2 separate regions of the Homo sapiens genome follow, and region 2 is linked to region 1. A link is an interaction called in ENCODE POLR2A ChIA-PET data of the cell type or tissue named here. Cell type or tissue: GM12878. All regions are shown on one strand. Each heading gives the region's core, and the rest is flanking DNA. Links, peaks and the distances in the headings are about the cores only.

Region 1 (6,864 bases), core at 900-4,899:
TTTAAGTAGAGATAGGGTCTCACCGTGTTGCCTAGGCTGGTCTCAAACTCCTGGGCTCAAGTGATCCTCCCACCTTGGCCTCCAAAAGTGTTAGGGTTACAGGCATGAGCCATGGTGCCTGGTGACACTCACTCTTGAGTTGAGCTCACACAGACCCCTGGCTTTAAATATCATCCAAATGTTGATGTCCCCCAAGTTTTCATCTTCACTGCAGACCTCTTCTGTGAGCTTCAGAACTGCTCACTTGAAACTTCCCCTTGGGTGTCTGACAGGCAACACAAACTTAACATGTCCCAACATGAACTTTTTTTTTTTGAGACAGAATCTTGCTCTGTTGCCCAGGCTGGAGTGCAGTGGCCTGATCTTGGCTCACTGCAAACTCCGCCTCCCAGGTTCAAGTGATTCTCCTGCCTCAGCCTCCCGAGTAGCTGAGATTACAGGCACGTGCCACCACACCCGGCAAATTTTTTGTATTTTTAGTACAGACAGGGTTTCACCCTGTTGGCCAAGCTGGTTTCAAACTCCTGAGCTCAAGCGATCTGCCTGCCTCTGCCTCCCAAAGTGGTAGGATTACAAGTGTGAGCCACCGTGCCCGGGCCCAAAATGAACTCTTTATCTTCTCCCCCATACCTGCTCCTCCTGCAGCCTTCCCATATCAGAATACAACAATTCTATTCTTACAGTTGGTGTGGCCGAAAACCTTGGTGTTGTCCTCAATCCTCTCTCACACATCCCCAAATCCAATCTGTCAAGAAACCCTGGTGATCACTTGAGCCCAGGAGTTTGAGACCAACCTGGGCAGCATAGCAAGACCCTGTCTCTACAAAAAATACAAAAATCAGCGGCAGGGCGCAGTGGCTTACGCCTGTAATCCCAGCACTTTGGGAGGCTGAGGCAGGCAGATCACAAGGTCAAGAGATCAAGACAATCCTGGCCAACATGGTGAAACCCCGTCTCTACTAAAAATACAAAAATTAGCTGGGCATGGTGGCACGTGCCTGTAGTCTCAGCTACTTGGGAGGCTGAAGCAGGAGAATTGCTTGAACCAGGGAGGCAGAGGTTGCAGTGAGCCAAGATCGTGCCACTACCCTCCAGCCTGGTGACAGAGCAAGACTCTGTATCAAAAAAAAAAAAAAAAAAAAAAAAAAAAGCTGGGCATGATGGCACACACCTGTGGTCCCAGCCACTCAGGAGGCTAAGGTGGGAGGGTCGCTTCAGCCCAGAAGTTGGAGGCCGCAGTGAGCCATAATTGCACCAGTGTACTCCAGTCTGGGCCACAGAATAAAACTCTGTCTCTAGAAAACAGAACAAAACAAAGTTGAAGCTCTCTAAACTCTCCACACTGACTCAGAGTGAAAGTGCTAATAATGACCTAAAGCCGTGCCCTATGGCCCCCTTTCCTCTTGACTTCGCTTTTCATGCACTCTGCTCCAGCCATACTGGCCTCCTTGGGCTTCCCAGAACACGCGAAGCAGGACCCAGGTTAGGGCCTTTGAACTGGCTTTGTTTGTCCGTGGGATTCCCCATGAACATCTCATGGCTGCTCCCTCTCTTCCCTCAAGTCTCCCCTCAGATGTCCCCTTCTCAGAGACATCAGCCTGTAGAAAGGAGCACTTCCTTCCCCCACTTTCCTGCGTGATGTTTCTCCATGATGCCTGCTTCCTACATATGTAGAGTCTGTCTCACTCCGGAGAAGGCTACCTCCAAGAGGACAGGTGACTGGCCCTTGATTTCATTAATTGTCACAATCCTATGCCGGACACATGGTTGGTGTTCAACAAATATTTGCGGAATTAAAGAACAAATTAATAATGTTGTGAGATAAATACTCTGTGCCCATTTTTCTTTACTTTTTAATATATTTTTTAAATCTAGAGAGACAGGGTCTCCCTATGGTCCCCAGGATGGCCTCAAAACTCCTCCTGCCTTGGCCTCCTTGGCTGGGATTACTGGACTACTACTGTGCCACCATGCCTGGCTCTTCTTTTCCTTTTACTATGCCCATTTTAAAGGTGAGGAAAACTGAGACTCAGAAATGTTCCCAAGGGCACACAGTGAGTGGTGGCTGCCTTCAGGTTGGTCTGACTCCAGTGCCCAAGCCTTTCTCAGGAGTGGTGTGTTGCCCATCAGCCATTATATCCATGACATCAACTGGCATAAGATATGTTCTTATATGAAAATTAATTTTAGAAGTGAGTGTCACGAAATATTGACCTTCTCTAAGGAACTAGTTCTTATAGTCAAAAAGGAGGAACTTATGTAAATTTTCCCTTTCAGGGCCAGCCCCAGGAAGTTCAGAGCCTAATGTGGTGTTCATTCTATTAATTTTTTCTTACCCTGGGACTTTTTTCTTTCTTTCATTTATGTTAACCTAATCACCAGCTGCTTCCTGTTCCTTAGGAAATAGCTAAGTCGTACATGACACTTTTGGGGTTCCAGTGTGCCCGGCATGGGTTTTCTTTCATTGGGCAGGCACTAGGTGGGCTTTTCAGCCTGAAGACGCATGTTTCTCATCAGAGTGAGAATGATCTCTGATCATTCTCCTTCTTCCATTTCTTGGGTTCTCTCTTCCTGGCACTCCTATTGGTTAGCTTTTGGGCCTCTTGGATTGCCTGGCTGTGTCTCTGTGGCAAAGACTACTCATTATCCAAAATCCAATGAGCCCTTCTTCCCCAAGAACATGGTGGAACTGCATGTCCCAGCCTCCCTTGCAGTAGGCATGGTCATGTGACTAAGTTTCCACCAATAGAATGTGAGGAGGTGATGTATGTGACTTCTGGTCTTTGGCCTTAGGAAGTAGGCCAGCTTCATACTCTCCATTCCTGCTGGCTGGAGATCCCCACAACAGATTCAAACGTGCAGGTGACAAACGGTGCCCTACCGATGGCAGAAAAGTGATGAGGAAGGGCCCTTGGTCCCTGAGCAATGAGAGAAGCAGAGCTGCCTCCCTAACTACCACCATTTCACTTGAACATGTCTCTTCTTTTGTTTATTTATTTATTTGTTTTTTGCAGACACGTCTCTTCTTTTTTTTTTTTGAGATAGAGTCTCACTCTGTCCCAGGCTGGAGTGCTGTGGCACAATCTCGGCTCACTGCAACCTCTGCCTTCTGGGTTCAAGTGATTCTCCTGCTTCAGCCTCCCAAGTAGCTGGGATTACAGGCATGCGCCACCATGCCTGGCTAATTTTTGTATTTTTAGTAGAGACGGGGTTGGCCAGGATGGTCTCACACTACTGACCTCATGATCCACCCACCTTGGCCTCCCAAAGTGCTGGGATTACAGGTGTGAGCAACTGCGCCCGGCCGACACGTCTCTTCTTTAAGCCGCCACTTATTGGATCTCTATGTTAGAGCGGCAGTCTCATATATTTTCTCTCATATTTTCTTCTCCACCCCTACACCTTCTGGGAGTTCTATTTTCTGGGATAATTAATTAATTAATCAATTTTTGAGATGGGGTCTCACTCTGTCCCAGGCTGGAGTGCAGTGGAGCGATCTTGGCTCACTGCAACCTCTGCCTCCTGGGTTCAAGCTATTCTCCTGCCTCAGCTTCCTGTCTCAAACTCCTGACCTCGTGATCCACCTGCCTTGGCCTCCCAAAGTGCTGGGATTACAGGCGTGAGCCACCGCGCCCAGCTTTATTTATTTTTTAAATTTTTTATTCTTGAGACAGAGTCTCACTCTGTCACCCAGGGTGGAGTGCAGTGGCATAATCTTGGCTCATGGCAACCTCCGCCTCCCGGGTTCAAGCGATTTTCCTGCCTCAGCCTCCCAAGTAGCTGGGATTACAGACGCCTGCCACCACACCTGGCTAATTTTTGTATTTTTAGTAGATGGGGTTTTGCTACGTTGGCCAGGCTGATCTCGAACTCCTGACCTCAGGTGATCCGCCTGCCTTGGTCTCCCAAAGTGCTGGGATTACAGGCATGATCCACCACACCTGGCAGTTTTCTGGGATAATTTATTAACTTTTTATTACAACACTTCCTGTTTGTGTTTGTACAGATGAGGCCTTGCTATATTACCCAGGCTGGTCTTGAACTTCTGGCCTCAAGCCATTCTCCTTGGCCTCCCAAACTGCAGGAATTACAGGAGTGAGCTACTGTGCCCAGCTTCTTTATTCTAATGCTTTTAGTAATTCAGTATCATAGCTTTAATTTCTAAGAATTCAGTCTTTGCTCTATTTATTTATTTATTTGAGATGGAGTCTCACTCTGTCGCCCAGGCTGGAGTGCAGTGGTGTGATCTTGGCTCACTGCAACCTCCTCCTCCTGGGTTCAAGCGATCCTCCTGCCTCAGCTCCCAGAATAGCTGGGACTACAGGTGCCTGCCACCACACCCGGCTAAATTTTTTTTTGTATTTTTAGTAGAGACAGGGTTTCACCTTGTTGGTCAGGCTGGTCTCGAACTCCTGTCCTTAGGTGATCCACCTGCCTCAGCCTCCCAAAGTGCTGGGATTACAGGCGTGAGCCACTGTGCCTGGCCTCTTTCTTTTTTATAACACCCTGTTTTTATTGTAACATAGTGTAGCAATTTTTTTTTTCTTTGAGATGGAGCCTTGCTCTGTCGCCCAGCTGGAGTGCAGTAGTGGATCTCGGTTTAACTGCAACGTCCGCCTCCCGGGCTCAAATGATTCTCCTGCCTCAGCCTCCCGAGTAGCTGGGATTATAGGCACCTGCCACTGTGCCCAGCTAATTTTTGTATTTTTAGTAGAGACAGCGATTCACCATGTTGGCCAGGCTGGTTCGAACCCCTGACCCCAGGTGATCAGCCCACCTCGGCCTCCAAAATGCTGGGATTACAGGTGTGAGCCACTGCACCTGGCCAGCAATATCTTTTTTTTTTTTTTTTTTTTTTTTTTGGGGAAAGAGTCTTGCTCTGTCGCCCAGGCTGGAGTGCAGTGGCGCGATCTCGGCTCACTGCAAGCTCCGCCTCCTGGGTTCATGCCATTCTCCTGCCTCAGCCTCCCGAGTAGCTGGGACTACAGGCGCCCGCCATCACGCCTGGCTAATTTTTTTGTATTTTTAGTAGAGACGGGGTTTCACCATGTTAGCCAGAATGGACTCGATCTTCTGATCTCATGATCCACCTGCCTCTGCCTCCCAAAGTGCTGGGATTACAGGCGTGAGCCACCGTGCCTGGCCCATCTTTTTTTTTTTTTTTAATATGGGGTCTTGCTCTGTCACCCAGGCCAGAGTGCAGTGGCATGAGCACAGCTCACTGCAGCCTCAAATACCCAGGCTCAAGTGATCCTCCCACCTCAGCCTCCAGAGCAGCTGAAATTACAGGCACGTGCTACCACGCCCTGCCCAGCTAATTTTTTTTTGGAAGCAGCACCTTCATTTATTAGGGACTTCGGTGGGGATGGGGAAAGGCGGCCCCCGGGTCAGAGGCGCCGGAAGAAGAGCTTGGAGCCGTGGTCTAACGTGCACTCGCTGGGGCCCAGCTGGCTCCCGCCCAGCTCTTTTTTTTTTTTTTTTTTTTTTTTTTTGAGATGGAGTCTCACTCTGTCGCCCAGACTGGAGTGCAGTGGCGCAATCTTGGCTCACTGCAACCTCTGCCTCCCGGGTTTAAGCGATTCTCCTGCCTCAGCCTCGAGTAGCTGGGATTACAGGCACCCGCCACCACACCTGGATAATTTTTGTGTTTTTAGTAGAGATGAGGTTTCACCATGTTGGCCAGGCTGGTCTCGAACTCCTGACCTCAGGTGATCCACCTGCCTCGGCCTCCCAAAGTGCTGGGATTACAGGCATGAGCTACTGTGCCCAGCCCCGCCCAGCTAATTTTTTAATTTTTTGTAGAGACAGGATCTCACTATGTTGCCAGGGCTGGTTTCAAACTCCTGGTCTCAAGCGATCCTCCCGCTTTGGCCTCCCAAAGTGCTGGGATTACAGGGGTGAGCCTCGTGCCTGGCCTGAAGCAGCATTTTCTCAAATGTCTTTAAAAATACCAGATTTTTTTTTTTCTTTTTCTTTTTTTCTTTTCTTTTCTTTTCTTTTCTTTTCTTTTTTTTTTTAAGACGGAATCTCGCTCTGTCGCCCAGGCGGGAGTGCAATGGCGCGATCTCACTGCAAGCTCACTGCAAGCTCCGCCTCTCGGGTTCATGCCATTCTCCTGCCTCAGCCTCCTGGTAGCTGGGACTACAGGCGCCCGCCACCACGCCCGGCTAATTTTTTTTGTATTTTTAGTAGAGATGGGGTTTCACCATGTTAGCCAGAATGGACTCCATCTCCTAACCTCATGATCCACCTGCCTCTGCCTCCCAAAGTGCTGGGATTACAGGCGTGAGCGATCGCACCCAGCCTCTTTTTCTTTACGTAAATTCTGTTTCCTCCAGGATTACTTTTCTTTTCTTTTTCTTTTTTTTTTAAATTTTTTTGAATGTACTTAGGATGCATTTGGCTACAAATAACTAAACATCCGACTTACAGGAAGCTCACAGAAGGGGGTGGCTGGGATTCAGGGCCCCTTGATCAGGCATTTGCGATGCCTTGGGATCCCATGCTCTTCCTCCCATTCCTCCTCTGCAATCCTGCAATGTTTCCATCCTGGGGCCAGTTCCTCTCAGAGTTACAGGATGTATCCTTAATCATGGCTTGTGGGAGGCAGAAGTTACTGCCCCCGGGTTCTCTTTTAATTAAAAGGAAGAAGCCTTTCTTAGAAGCCTCCCTTCCTTTTATCTTAGTGGCTAGAACTGGGGCATGTACCCTTTCCTAATGCAATCGTGGGCAGAAGGGGAGTGGTTACTTTAGACTGGTCAGACTTTGCTGGAGCTGAAGAAGGAAGGGGTCAGTGCCCAGGATGTGTATGCTGGTGGGCACCTGAACAAACTGGGGTACTTTTAGGAAAGAAGGAGGCAGAAT
Region 2 (6,864 bases), core at 1,162-5,161, 1.4 Mb before region 1:
TTATAAAGCCACTGCAAATATTTATAAAATATTTAATGATTTGAAAAGCCACTTATGCTATAAAGCGGAAAAGGCAGAAGAAAAAAGTGCATTTACAGTGTAATCTCAACCATATTGAAAAAGTAAATAGGAAAAAAGACTAGAAGGAAGCAAATCAAAATGTTATTAGAGATTGAATCCAATGGTGGTAATTTTTTTTTTTAATTATCAAATATTCTAGAGTTCAAAATACTTTTTACAATCAGGATAATAACAACTAAGCAAAATCAAGAAGTGGCAGAGAAGATTTTGTGTTTCTACAGTAGCATCAGCACCTACTTTAATTGTCTAGCAGTACTAGAATAAAGAAGGCACAGAAACTGAGCTAAATTATTGGTCACAAGGCCAGGAACAACGGCTCACACCTATAATCCCAGCACTTTGGGAGGCCAAAGCAGGAGGACTGCTCGAGCCCAGGATTTTAAAACCAGCCTGGGCAACACAGCGAGATCCTATCCTGATACAAGAAAAAAAATAATAATTTTAAAATTTAAAAAAAAAAGAAAATTTTTAAAAAATAAATTGTTGGTCACAAATGTTGGAGGGCTTGGCTGCTGCAGTTTTGTTGTTTGTTAGTAAGTACCTATGGGAGAAGAGCTTACAAAAACTCCCTATACTATTTCTGCAACTCTTCCGTAAGTCTTACATTATCTCAAAATTACATATTTAAAATAAATAAATCTGGCCAGGCGCAGTGGCTCACACATGTAATCCCAGCACTTTGGGAGGCCGAGGTGGGTGGATCACCTGAGGTTGAGAGTTTGAGACCAGCCTGGCCAACCTGGTGAAACCCCATCTCTATTAAAAATATAAAAATTAGCCGGGCGTGGTGTCACATGTAATCCCAGCTACTTGGGAGGCTAAGGCAGGAGAATCGCTTGAACCCAGAAGGTGGAGGTTGCAGTGAGCTGAGATCGTGCCATTGCACTACAGCCTGGGCAACAAGAGTGAAACTCCGTCTCAAAAAAATGAAATTAAATTAAATAAACAAACCCTTTTTATAAAAATGTTTTTATTTAAAAGGACATGAGTCCGTGACACAGCCTCAGGAGGTCCTGATGACATGTGCCCCTAAAATTAAAAAATCCTTGATAGATCACTCAATTTATCTTTCTCTAAAAACAAAATGCAGATGAATAATTTCCTGGACAATAACAAAGCACTTGGCTCACTACAACCTCCACCTCCCGGGTTCAAGCAATTCTCCCACCTCAGCCTCCTGAGTTGCTGGGATTACAGGTGCCCACCACCATGTCCAGCTAATTTTTGTATTTTTTTAAGTAGAGACAGGTTTCGCCATGTTGGTCAGGCTGGTCTCAAACTCCTGACCTCAGGTGATCCGCCTGCCTCGGCCTCCCAAAGTGCTGGGATTACAGGAGTGAGCCACCATGCCCGGCCTTTTTATTTTGAGACAGTCTTGCTCTGTCACCCAGGATAAAGTGCAATGGTGCAATCTCAGCCCACTACAACCTCCACGTCCTGGGTTCAAGTGATTCTCCTGCCTCAGCCTCCCAAGTAGCTGGGATTACAGGCACCCACCACCACACCTGGCTAATGGGTTTCACTTATGTTGGCCAGGCTGGTCTCGAACGCCTGACCTTGTGATCTGCCCACCTTGGCCTCCCAAAGTGCTAGGATTACAGGCATGAGCCACTGCACCTGGCCTCCTCATGAATTTTTTAAAAGGCCTTCCCTGGGCCGGGCACGGTGGCTCACTCCTGTAATCCCAGCACTTTGGGAGGCCAAGGCGGTGGATTACCTGAGGTCAGGAGTTCAAGACCAGCCTGCCCAACATGGTGAAAACCTGTCTCTACTGAAAATACAAAAACTAGTCAGACATGGTGGTGGGCACCTGTAATCCCATCTACTCGGGAGGCTGAGGCAGGAGAATCGCTTGAATCCAGAGGCAGAGGTTGCAGTGAGCCAAGATCACGCCACTACACCCCAGCCTGGGCGAAACAGAGGGAGACTCTATCTCAAAAAAAGAAAAGGGAAAGGAAAGGACAGAACTTCTCAGGTCTGATTATTAATGAGTTTAGAAACCAACGATTTTCCTTCCAGCTCCATTTGGCTTATAAAATACCCTTAACTTTTCAGGGAGCCCTAGACCAGAGATCTTTTTCATTATAACCTTCATATAAAACAGCAGCAGGCTCCTCTAATGGAAATGAACCTATTGCATATGCTAAGCCTAATGGGCTTACCTGAATTAAAACTCAAAGAAATCAAGCAATCTTCCTTTTTGTTGATGTCCTGTAATATGGACCAGCTACCACTGTGCCCTCAAGTCATACTACTTTTTCTTTCTTTCTTTTTTTTTTTGAGACGGAGTTTCGTCTGTCACCCAGGCTGGGGTGCAGTGAGCCAAGATTGCACCATTGCACTCCAGCCTGAGCAACAGGTAAAGATTCCGTCTCATAAAAAAGAAACCTAGTGATCTAGAAAAAAACATGGGCCTTGGAGTTGGAACCTTAGAACTGAATCCTGGCTCTGTCAACTCACTAGGTAATTCTGATTTCTGTTTTTTTGGTTTTTTATTTTCTTAGCCCAGATGAAGAGAACACTAGGTAACTTTGGAGAAGTTACTTAGCATTACCCACCCTGGGCCTCAGCGTCCTTATCTTCCTCAACTATAAAATGGGAACATAATACCTACCTGGCAGGGTGGCTATGAGAGATTAAATCAAATACCCTACGCGGTATGCATGAGGGCCCCTTAACGACGACTAGCACAGAGTGCAATTATGAAACACAGACCTTTTCTCTCTCTATGCCCATTTCCTTCCCTTCCCATTAGCCTCTTTCACCCCCTCACTTCTCTGCCCTGTGTCTTTCCTTGGTTAAGATCCACAAAGACCTCACCTCACCCACTCCCACTCCTCATTGTTCCTCAGCGGTTCTCCCAGTAGCAATTAGCTTTGGGGCTCCCCAGTAAGCACACCACCCCCCACAGCACTTGTTCTGACAACTTCCCTTGCTCACCTGCTGCCCATCTCCACCCACCGGGGGAAAAAATACAGTTATCTGAGCTTGCTGGTTGCATGGATTTTGGAAATACAAGGTGTTACTGCATTCATACTCTATTTCACTCTTACCACCCTCTCCAAATACTATTACTATCATTTACTAACCTCAAGGGCCCACCTTGACCTGCTTGGGTTTATTTTTACACCTGACTCTTAATTACTCATGTATCTGCTGAATGCTTACTAGGCACTAAAGAGGCGAAGCAGAGTAAGACGCACTCTGCTATGGGCTCTTAAAGAGAAAGAACTAATCCTCCTCACCCCCAGGCTTGGAGTGGGAAGGAGGAGGAGTGGGGAAGGAGGCAAGAGATCCACATTTTGCTCTTGAAACTTCTGAACTGTCTGACACTCACTGTAAGAATGTAGTCTTGGCCGGGCGTGGTGGCTCATGCCTGTAATCCCAGCAATTGGGGAGGCTGAGGCGGGTGGATCACGAGGTCAGGAGATCGAGACCATCCTGGCTAACACGGTGAAACCCCATCTCTACTAAAAATACAAAAAATTAGCCAGGCGTGGCAGCATGCACCTGTAGTCCCAGCTACTCGGGAGGCTGAGGCAGGAGAATGCTTGAACCCAGGAGGCGGAACTTGTAGTGAGTCGAGATCACACCACTGCACTCCAGCCTGGGCGACAAAGCGAGACTCCGTCTCAAAAAATAATAATAATAATAATAATGTAGTCTTGTCATTCTTATATTAACAAAAACAAACATATCAAAATAATAAAAGCCAAAAAATACCAAACTATAATCGAAGATGACCTATGATAAACTAGCAGCTGGAAAGCCTCAGAGAGGTAATGTTTATGGTAACCTTGAGATGTCACATAAGTTTCATTTGCAAGAAAGAAAAGGGCGCTAGAGCAGAGGGAACAGCATCAGCAAAGGCAGACAAGTATTAAAGTGCACTGAGTGTTCTGGGAATGACAAATGGTTTGCTGTGGCTGGAAAACAAGGTGTACTTTGGGAAGTCTTTCATAGATACTCCAAATAAATCACTTTAAGTATTTAATGAACCATCTTCATCCTTACTGAGGGACCTCAAAGTAAGTAAGAAACTTAAAATTCAGGGCCCATGTTACTCTACCATGATGAAAACTTGGTCTCAGACAACAGTGGGAACCCTCTGCTCTGAATGACTGGGGTTCACGTGGCATGATCACATCTGAGCTCTATGAGGCAGCTCAGCAGTACGGAAGATGGACAGAGGGACGCAGAACCTGGAAGAGAGGACCGGTCATGACAGCAACAACCAAAGCAAGAGACAATGACAGCTTGATCAAAGCAGAGGGAATGGAGGGAAAGGTCAGGGTCAGGACACAGATACGTTAGCAGCAGCATCAACAGGTCTGGAAGCAGGGGGGCGCTATAGAAGAGGAAGTTAAAGATGACTCAGGTTCATCATTTGACTAGCTAGAAAATGAGGTCATTAACAGAACCAGGGCAAGACAGAGGAGGCACTAACCTGAGAGGAAGATGATGGATTTGGTTTAACACACATTTAATTTGATGTTGTCAGAACACTGGATATCTACAGCTGGTGAGGGTTTAGTTTTCATTGGTACACGGGTCATAGCTGAAGCCATGGGAGGCTAAACCAAGAGACTAATACCATGGATGCCACGGGAGCCAAGAAGAAAAGTGTTTCAAGAAAAGAAAAGGAGATCAGTGGCTGCCAAAGGCCACACTGAGAGGTCAAATGACCTAAGGATTGAAAATACGCATTAAACTGAACTCAGCACACAGATGTTACACATAATCTTGAAAAGTGGTAAAGACAAAAAGTCTGCTGGCTGGGCGTGGTGGCTTACGCCTGTAATCCTAGCACTTTGGGAGGCTGAGGCCGGAGGATCACTTGAGCCCAGCAGCTCAAGGCCAGCAGGGGCAACATGGTGAAACCTCGTATCTACAAAGAATACAAAATTACCCAGGCATGGTGATGCATACGTATAGTTCCAGCTACTCAGGAGGCTGAGGTGGGAGGATCGCGTGAGCCCCAGGAGATAGAGGCTGCAGTAAGACATGATTGCTCCACTGCACACCAGCCTGGGCGACGGAGTAAGACCCCATCTCAAAAAAAAAAAAAAAAAGTCAGTCAGCAATGGGTTGTAGAATGAATGACAGGGGGAAAGGAGAGGTGGGAGGTTGAAAAAGTAGAGGTAGAGTGGCAACCACACTTTCAGGAATTCCTACCCTTTCAACACAGCCTGTGCTATCACATCTTCCTTGGCTTAGACAGATACATTTGACAATGCAACTACTTAAGATCTTCAACATCCTTCTCGTGCCCAGGGCCAACTACCTTCATGTCAACAGCGCCACAACTGCTCACCTACCTACAGAGATAGCCACATCCCATATTTCATCAGCACATGGCCCATCTCCTGTCATCTCTTCCTATCAGTTTACATGTTATCGCTTCCATTCCTACCAAATCCAAATCACCAACTGATTAAAACTTTCTACTACTCTCAATCGCCAGGTTACAGGCTTCCAAAATCAGCTTGTGCTTTTCCTTCTTCCTCATCTCTTAACTCTGGAATCAGTTTTAAGTGACAACTCCCTTACCAGGTCTTCCTCTCAACCACTAATTACACATGCAAGAACAGGCAGGCCCTTGTCACATCCACACAGGCATGGTGTAACATCTGGTTTCCCACATCTAACCTATACACAGCAGATTAAGTTTCCTTTAAGGAAAAACCATCCAACAAGAGAAAGCCAAACTCCCTAGGGTAGTACTGGAGACCCTCCATCATCTAGCCACAAACTACCTTGATAGCCTTCTCTCCAACTACTTCTTCACATCCTTCTCTTCTGAAACTTCCAAACTTCTGAAACTGCTAGGGAGCCTAGTTTACTCCTTCCCTAAAGCTCCCTTTGAACACCCAAGACCTCAACAACATCCCTACCACAATTTAATTGCCCACTATGCCAAGAATTGCTCTAGACTCTTGGGATACATGAACAAAAGAGAGATTCCCTAGCTTTATGGAGCTAACATTTTAGCAGGAGACAACAAAAGACCAACCTCATTAATAATATTGAGTATATAAAATGTTAAAAAATTGTACAAAAAGAGAAGTAAAGCAGGATGTCAGGGACTGGAAGTGCTGAAGTGGCATTACCATTTTAAACAGGGTGGTGAGGGAAGGCCCCACTGGAAAAGTGACTCGAGGCTTAAAGGTTTAGTCAAGCAGATTCTCAGGGAGAGCACGGTCCAAGCAGAGGCAGGGAGCCAGGCCAAAGGCCTGGAGCAGGAACATGCCCAGAAGGTCTGAAGAGCAGTAAGAAGACCGAGGGAGCTGCAGCACAGCCAGTGAGAGCTAAAGGAGGTGAGCTAGAGGGGAGATGTGACCCGTCTCACAAACCAGCTTGGATGTCAAGCAGACAGCTGGAGACTCGAGAACTGGAGCTGAGGAGAGAGATGTTGGGTTATAGGTGTCCTGGATGAAGGCACTAAGTTCGAGGCCTAGAGTGTTCCGGCTATGAGATGAGGAAGAAACAACCTGTGCGACAGGAGGAAAACCAAGAACACACCTTAGTGTCCCAGCGGCCAAGTGACGAAAGGCTGAACTGCAGAAGGGGTACTCCACTTGTCTGACACTACTGACAGATCCAGTAAGATAGGGACTGAGAGCTAACCACTGGATTTAGCAACACTGGATAAGCAACACTTATCACCTTGATAAGTGAGATTAAGAGAGAATAATGCCAGGCGTGGGGACTCACATCTATAATCCCAGCATTTTGGGAGGCCTAGGCAGGGGGATCCCTTGAGCCCAGGAGTTCAAGGCTGCT

Evidence for each region. Peaks named below come from ENCODE experiments on the same cell type or tissue, not always from the same donor. Only the 100,000 strongest peaks of a DNase experiment are listed, where the experiment ranks them.
Region 2: POLR2A ChIA-PET joins it to region 1 with 5 read pairs; 1 of 35 experiments calls an interaction of 5 or more read pairs at or near these places.

What each region holds. Positions count from the first base shown.
Region 1 is chr16:29,643,142-29,650,005 of GRCh38, forward strand. No RefSeq gene overlaps it. Among named protein-coding and RNA genes, the nearest start is that of SPN, 17 kb to the right of the region's middle. RefSeq lists enhancers at 184-303, 424-483, 1,440-1,709, 2,607-2,901. In GM12878, for the core only: no CTCF peak of the experiment used is centred there; DNase peaks (open chromatin) are centred at 1,370, 2,306 and 2,730; H3K4me3 peaks cover 363 bases; H3K27ac peaks cover 2,236 bases.
Region 2 is chr16:28,198,140-28,205,003 of GRCh38, forward strand. All of the region lies in intron 1 of XPO6 (exportin 6), which reads right to left. Among named protein-coding and RNA genes, the nearest start is that of XPO6, 10 kb to the right of the region's middle. In GM12878, for the core only: a CTCF peak has its summit at 4,435; no DNase peak of the experiment used is centred there; H3K4me3 peaks cover 939 bases; H3K27ac peaks cover 474 bases.